Linked DNA regions of Homo sapiens: region 2 is linked to region 1. A link is an interaction called in ENCODE POLR2A ChIA-PET data of the cell type or tissue named here. Cell type or tissue: A673. All regions are shown on one strand. Region 1 has its middle 57 kb from the start of CXCR4. Region 2 overlaps DARS1 (aspartyl-tRNA synthetase 1).

Region 1 (4,000 bases):
ATAAGCCACTGTTCCTAGGGCTACTTGCTTGGGTCCCTTGAGAGTCTTGCTCATTCGAAGTGGTTGTATCTAGCTCTCCCTCCTCCCTGTCACAAGGACTGAGCCTATGGGACAGAGGGGCTTTGTGGAAGATCCTTTTGGTCTTCTGCCTAGCAGCAGGCTGTGAGGTCCCCATCCCATCTACTTCTTGGTGGCAGAGTTCACCTCTTACTTTAGAAGTTAGAAGTATCAGATTTTCCATTTTTCTAGCCTCCCTTGCAACCAAGGCATGGTATATGATCCAGTTCTGGCCAGTGGATTTTAAGGGAGTTTCCCTGGGGGCTTTGGGAAAGGTTTTCTTCCCCCTTTGAAGTGTGGTTCATGAAAGGAAGCATCCAATTTCTTCCACCAGATGTTATTGCATTGATACAGAATGCCTAAACCACGGTGACCATCTTGTTCCTGTGGGAGGATGCATGGCACAAGGAGGTTGGCAGAATGGAAAGCTGCCAAGTGCCTGGTCCTTGGCATCATTTTTGACACACTGAAAAACCTTGTACCACTCATCTCCAGAATTTTTGATGTGCAGCAACACATTTTCTTCACTGTTTAGGTTAATGTAAATGAGATATTCTGTTACTTGCAGCTGAAAGCATTCAGAAGGACAGAGACTTCATCCAGAGCTGGGCTTCTTCATGGGAGACATGGGCCAGTGCGCTGAGGGATACATTCAGTGACTACATAAGTGCAGTGTATTTTCCTAGTGTGTCCGTTTGACTCGATGGTAGCTGAAAACAGTGCTTTCATGTGAAAACAGACATGGATATTGGTATAGGGAATAAAATTCACAATATAAAACAGGAGTCTTGAGATTTCTTCCAGGAAAGCATCCCAGAACCTTGGGAAATTTTATGATGCAAGTAAATAGTGTTTCTCTTTCTATTGTGCACAGATATGAGAAACTCAAATTAAACTGCAATTGGAGAGATTAAGCCAGACACAGGAAGGATTGTGTCTATTGTGATTATTAAAGAGGTTCTGAATTGGAATGGAGACAGGACAATGGAATGTCAGAGCTTTGGGAGTTTTAAAGAGAGGAGTATTGTGATTTCAAATGCAGTTTTGCCTGGACTAGTTTTCTCAGCTTTCTAGGTCCCTGTCAATATCTTACCATTGTTTTGTATTTGTGAAGAATAATGATTTTTTTTTTCTTAGATGATGATTGCATTCCAGACCCTTCAATGTTTCTTTGGTAATTTATCCTTTGTTTTAATTCAATGTGCTACTCAAAATGCTGCCCTGGAGTTTTCCTTTAAATAGTTAATGTGAATGAAAGCAGAAAATTGCCAGGAGTCAGCCAAATGTTGAGACAGATTGTAAATACCTGTAGGGAAAGTATTTAAGCATTTCCGATAAGAAGGATACTGTAAATTTTACATGCAAGGGCTCTGCATCAAAGCCCAGATCCCAGCTTTTCTTCCCACTTTGAGACTTCTTAGACAAGGTCATCACAATGGATCTACTGTTTCCACTGGCATTTACATCACCACTTTATCTTGTTATTCCTGATTTCTTGCCAATCATATTGAGAATTTCTCAAGGGGAGTAAAAAAGAATAATCAAACCAGCTTTGCCTCCTTGACAGTGAAGAATAAGAAGAAAAGATTCTCTCTCTCAGAGACAGGCTTTCTGTTTTTTTTTTTTTATTTTTGCAGTATGTTTTAATTTGACACTCCACCTTTGACAACCCCAGGAGTCTAAGCCGATGAAAAGCTGAGTTAGTTTTCTCTTCCCCAGCTCAACCTCACATTAAGCCTTTTTTTTTTTTTTAAACCAGGAATTTTGGAAAGGTGTTGGTTTAGGGGATAGCCTCATGAGACTTTACTAGGTTACAAACCCATACTCCAGGCCACTAGACTGAGGACATGGCTGCAGTCTTTGGTTTTGTCAGCAATGGAGGCACAAAGGGTGACAATAGGAGGAAGGAAGGAAGGATGGGAATGCTTTGGATTCTGTCTGTTCCAGGAGCATCTGCCCCCATTTTGAAGAATGTTTATCGTGTGCTAGCTTGTTCTTCCAGGCTAGATCTGACTTCCCATAGCAGTACTCTGTTCAGCCTCCAGCTTCTTAGCAAGGCAGAGTGTGTCCCTTCTGCCTTCATCTACTCATTCACTCTTTCAACAGATTCATTAGGTGCTTAATCATTGTTGCAACAGTTAACATTCTGTGAGGGATTCGTCAGGAGGAGGTGTGGGTTGCAATGGTTAAAAGCATGGAGTCTGATGCCTGATTGCTTGGGATTTCCTGTCTTAGACCATTTTGTGTTGCCACAGAATACCCGAGACTGGTAATTTATAAAGAAAAGAAGTTTATTTGGCTCATGATTCTAGAGGCTGGGATGTTCAAGACTGGGCAGTCCATTTGGTGAAGGTCTTGTGTTCCTCATGGGTAAAAAGTGGAAAGGAAAATGGGTGTATGCAAAGAGACCAAACAGGAGAGTAGCCTTGCTTTATATCAACCTGCTTGTGTGGTAACAAATCTATTCCTGAGAGAGCAAGAACCCGCTCATTCCCCCACTCCTTGAGACTGCATTAATTCCTTCATTAGGGCAGATCCCTCATGACCCAAATGCCTTTGAAAGGTCCCACCATCTGTCAACACTGTCACATTGGCAAATACATTTCAACATGAGTTTTGCCGGGGACAAACCACATCCAAACCATAGCACTTGGGATTGAATCCTGGTTAGCTAAATGACCTGGTTTCTAAACTTCAGTAGGCCCTGGGGCAGTAGCATTCCACCAGCTTGTTGTGAGGACTGAATGAAGCATTGCATACACAGAGCTCAGCCCAGCTCCTGGGGGAACATAAAAAGCTGGTAGACGGCCGTCTTTGGAACGATTGTTATCATTGCCATTAGCGTTTGGGAGCTCACAAACATGGCAGCCCATTCTCACTCTGGGTTTTTTTTTTTTTTTTTTTTTTACCTTTTCTTCCTCCTGAGACCACTTCTGCTCACCTCAGTAATTCACCAGGTGGACATTCAACATCTGCTCCAGGTGCATTGCACTGTGCTCAGTGCTGTGGGGTGACAAAATGATGGGGTATCATTGGGCCTTCTAGAGGGCCTGCTGTCTGAAAGGAGTTAAATGCTGATGGACCCAACACCAGGCAGGACCTGATGCATGCTGATTTGTGTGCTAACACATGGGAGGGAGCCAGGGGTGTTGGCATGCCAGGAAGTGGGTGGAGAAGGACTGATTTGCAACAGAACCTTGGGTAAGTCACTGCCTCTCTTGGGGCTTGACTTTTCCCATCTGGAAGACCAGGGAGGTAGGATTTTCAAACTTTTTGGACCAGGACCCATAGTAAGAAGTGCCCACAATTTTATGTTGCCACTCTCAGAACCATATACATAATTGAAACATGTTTCATGAAGCCATACTCACTTGTACTACATGAAATTCTCTGTGTTGTCTTTTTTTAAAAAATGCTGGTTATAACTCATTATATTGACTTTCTGACCCCTTAATGGTTCAATTCAAAAACACTGTACTAGATGATCCCTAAGAAGCCTATCAGCTTGAACTTTCTGTAATTTTCGGTCTACATGGGTTGTATGGGTTTAAAAGAAGAAGGAAGGAATGATTAATCTCCTAGTTTTAATGACTGGCCAGAGCCCAGCTAGATTAATTAAAAAAAATATATATATATGGTTGGCTCCCATAGCAGCTTTCTGGAGTTCAAGGACATGGTCTGATGGAAATGAAGAGGCTAATTGTTGGGGTTCATTTGCTGGATCATGATGAGGCTGCAAACAGAAAAAGTGCATTACTCATGACAATTGGGTCGTTTGTGGAAAGGGAAGAAAGGACCCTGTCATTAAAGTTTGTTTCTCTCCTGCTTTCTAGATATGGGAATTCTGGAAAGAATCCACTCTCCTCAGAAAAAAAAAAGTCAGCTTGTTTTAATTCCTAAATGGATATGGTCCTGTGAACTAGGGGACTTGGGAGAAACGACT
Region 2 (4,000 bases), 210 kb before region 1:
GCATTAGTGAACTAAGTTCTGTTTGGGAGACCATTTGAAAGTAGCTCTTTTAGCTATTAAGCTATGGTTGACATCTGATATAGTCAATCGCTGTTATTTAGTCAAGTCCCAGGAGTTTCTGAGAAGATCCAAAATAATAGGAATAACTTATTTGCGGAGTACTTTAACGTGTCTGCTTCTAAACACATCACATGGATTAACCGTCCACTTGTCAGTAGAATGCCTCTCACTGAATATTATGGGTAACTGGGATTTTCAAAAGGCTTTTCCACTGGAAGCTTTAGGAATGTAACGCCGAGGTTATAATGCAGTTTAATGGAAAAATATATTCTCTATGTAACTGTCGGCTTCATGTATTAGTTTTCAAAACCAAATTATTATACAAAAGTTGTTTGTTGATTTGAGGTTGACTTTTTTCCAGTATTTTTCAGTATATTTAATAGAATTTAGCATCTATGTCTGCGGTTTCCAGGACCATCTTTTTTTCTTTTATAGAAGGTTCTCTGTGCAGATAAAATTTCTAGGGACCAAGCTCATTTATGTTTGACTTCATAGGATACACACTAACCTTAAAAGGTTGGAAGACAAATGCACCCCACAAGCACACACTCTAACCAGGAGACGAAACAAGCAAACCTAATTACCAGAAGACACACGTAGAAGAAAAGTGGTCATCTCTGGGCAGCACTGGGAGATAGGGAGAGGTGGGGCTACTGTATTAGTAGTATTAAAATACTACTGATCTCATCAATGAATCGATACAATTCATGGCACTTAAGTTCTTAAATCCGAGTGCAGGTATTACTATGACGTAATTTGATAAATATCTAAACCAAAACCAGCTGCTGAGCATCCTTTATATGTATAACATTGTGCTAGAGGGTCAGGGAGGGCTGAAAGCTAAATTACGATATTGAATTAGATAATTTTTAAGTTTCTTTCCAATTCTAAAATTCATAATTCCATCTGTATTAACTCATTCTTAGAAAGCATGCATCTAAAAAGCAAACATTTAAAAAAATCAATAGAAAAAATATATCATTTACTCTGATTGAATTCTTTCTTTTAAAAAACACTTACACACTATGAAATTACTTTATTACTTAAAACACAAAGACCATCCATTTTCTCATGTTTTCTGAGATCATTATCATGGAAATAAAATTCTGATGAAATTGAAAAAAAACATGAAACAAAATTAGCCACATCACCACTACCAAGTAAAACAGCTCTCATCACCTTAGAGCCACTGCACACACAACCACACTTCTATCTCTATATCTGCCTCCTGCAAGCTGAACAAAACAATGTGCTGCTTCTACGGGAACTCTGAGCCAGACAGCCCAGACTTTTACAGGAGGAAAAAGCAAGTTTTACCTTTTTTCTCCTAAACCCTTTTGGTGTCAAAGCTAAAAGTTGTAAAACATTTGTTTTACTTCCTTCTGGAGGCAATCATTTGCCAAACTACATTCTTTTATTTTATATACTTTTATTTTTTGGTTAGAAAACTTGTTGCTCAACATGCAAATCTCAAACTGGGGGAGGGAGGGAAGGAGGGAGGAAATGAAGCTCAACAAACACAACAAAATAAAGTTGCTCTGCTATGTTGAGGCTGCCAGGCTTTTTGTTACTCTACTTGAAAGTAAATGTGACTTGTCTGTAGAGAGTGCTGCTTCAGCAGTTCCAAATGAATTTCAAGCCTGTGCTCCATATTTTCTCTTTTGTAAGTTTAATGTATTCAGCAACACTGAACTGACAATTTAAATAACTACATTTTTAAACAAACGAAGCATTGATGTTAATGTATGAAAATGGTCCAAACCCCTGGGAGTCTTGGTTCCCACCATTGTTTATTCTGACAACAGGATATAATTGCTTACTTACTTGGCAGCAAATTTAACCATCTGCTTGCTTGCATGGTCTCCCACCGCCACAAGAGCCTGGACATTAAACTGCTGCTGACGTAGGACTAAGAAGCACTGTTTCCCTGAAAAAGACAGAAAGAACACAAATGTATTAAGGACACGCAACTTCAGGTTTTACAAAGAAGGAAAATGCTCTCTACTTTAAAAGTGGGCCAAAATTTACTATACTCATCAGGCACGCATGCATGTGTATACTATCCATTTGGCTTCCACAGACAAAATACTCACACTCAACTGACAACCCTTAAAGAAACTCAAGTTCCTATGATGAGTAACAAGAAATGCTTTCAACTTGTTATAAGAACACAGGCAAATCACCAATTTCAAAAAAACTTCTAAATCAAGAAAATTATTTTGTCATTGCATTGATTTATTAAACAAATTTCAAGTAACTTGAGATCACTTTCAACATTCATTCAATAGTTAGTATATTCCACATGCAAAGGCACTGTACTACTATGGAAGTTTCAATACTGCAACCACAAAAGTGCTAACACAGTGCTTAAAAACAAGGACACAAACACTATGGGGTGGTCCATCTACAGAGTTTCTTCCTACCAAAGTACATTTTAAAGAGCATTTAAATTGACAGGCTAGTGCCTTTCATGTTCTACGTTCTTCATTTTTCCTTTATCACCTTCCTAGTCCTTCATATTTTATGAGTCTCGCATTTTTTTTTACTCCAAATAACTTATATTGTCTATTAAAGATCATTTTCTTCAAGCCCTATAACCAGTTTTATTTTTACATATCCTGGGCCTCTTTATTCCTTCTTCTTTGATAAAGAACTGTTACTCCTTATTCTTAACCTTCTGAAAAACATTATTCATAATATATTTCGTTATTATGTATCCTTGTGACATCCCTTTTTCCTCCAAAGCAGATCCTTCTTAAGTCTCTGATCAAATTCTGGGAAATTACTTCTTCATAAAAAATGGGTTAATCTCTCCAAGACCACTTTACACATCAGATTGTTTTGTAAAACATCACAAGATTTTGTTTTTTAAACTGAGCATTATATTTTACATTTAGAATGGGCCTTAACCAAAAGAAGAAAGAAAAAGGAAAGCAAAAATGCAAGCAGACTTACAGTTACTACTTTCAACATACAGTATTTTGAAATGCAAATCAGATAGCAATCACAAGTTAAAAAAGACAGGTTGCAAACAAAGTGTCAACACAGACATAATCTATTGACTTTAGAGTCATATATGATTGGCAGGTTTTTAACCACTAAAAAACACTCTTAATTTTCCCTTTTGCTTTGGAGGATGATCCAGTCACAAAGTAAAATCCTAAAAAACGAAGTTGTATTAATACAGGAAACAAATTCAAAGGAGTTTTAAAATATTGGAAGGACAAAGGTTATTACCACAGAGAAACTTGCAGATGAATAAAAATAACATTTTCCTAGGAACTACTACTGAAACCACAGCCACGTTACCCCACTTAGAAAAGTATGTTACTGTGAAATGGAAGGTAATGTGCACACGACAGTGCTAGGCTAAGCCATAATGTAGTCAGAGTGTATTAGCTACTCTAATAGTCCAGACAGAAGCAGCACCAACCTAGCTGCCTCACAAAGCTGTCCAGTGATAATTTCAGTGCTACACAAAGACCCTGGAGAAAGAATGGAGAACTCTAAAGGACTTACAAAGGGTGAGCACAGGATAAGTCTATGGGTCGGCACTAGGGGGTAACAATTAGTGTGTCTGGTAGAAAAAAAAGTAAAAGCTTTGAAATCAAAAGGCCTGGTATCATATCCTATCACTTCCTATGAAGGGGCCTGTGGGAAAATTATTAAACCACTTTATATCTCAGTTCTTCATCTGGAAAATGGAGACGGTAAGAGTCATGAGGTTTTCTTTCATAATCATAAGGATTTTATAATATGTTTAAAGTTGAGACGGAGCCCAATTAATGTTAACTATTAATGACTTTTTTTTTTTTTTGAGATGGAGTTTTGCTCTTGTTGCCCAGGCTGGAGTCCAATGGCGCTACCTCAGCTCACTGCAACCTCCGCCCCCCGGGTTCAAGCGATTCTCCTGCCTCAGCCTCTTGTGTAGCTGGGATTA

What was found. ChIA-PET counts read pairs that join two places held together with the same protein. Peaks named below come from ENCODE experiments on the same cell type or tissue, not always from the same donor. Only the 100,000 strongest peaks of a DNase experiment are listed, where the experiment ranks them.
Region 2: POLR2A ChIA-PET joins it to region 1 with 5 read pairs; 2 of 35 experiments call an interaction of 5 or more read pairs at or near these places.

Annotation. Positions count from the first base shown.
Region 1 is chr2:136,172,873-136,176,872 of GRCh38, forward strand. No RefSeq gene overlaps it. Among named protein-coding and RNA genes, the nearest start is that of CXCR4, 57 kb to the left of the region's middle. In A673, no CTCF peak of the experiment used is centred here; no DNase peak of the experiment used is centred here.
Region 2 is chr2:135,959,512-135,963,511 of GRCh38, forward strand. DARS1 (aspartyl-tRNA synthetase 1) reads right to left here. Exons shown (of 16, transcript NM_001349.4): 4 at 1,885-1,987. Among named protein-coding and RNA genes, the nearest start is that of DARS1-AS1, 24 kb to the right of the region's middle. RefSeq lists a silencer at 1,214-1,414 and an enhancer at 1,450-1,951. In A673, no CTCF peak of the experiment used is centred here; a DNase peak (open chromatin) is centred at 1,830; H3K27ac peaks cover 523 bases.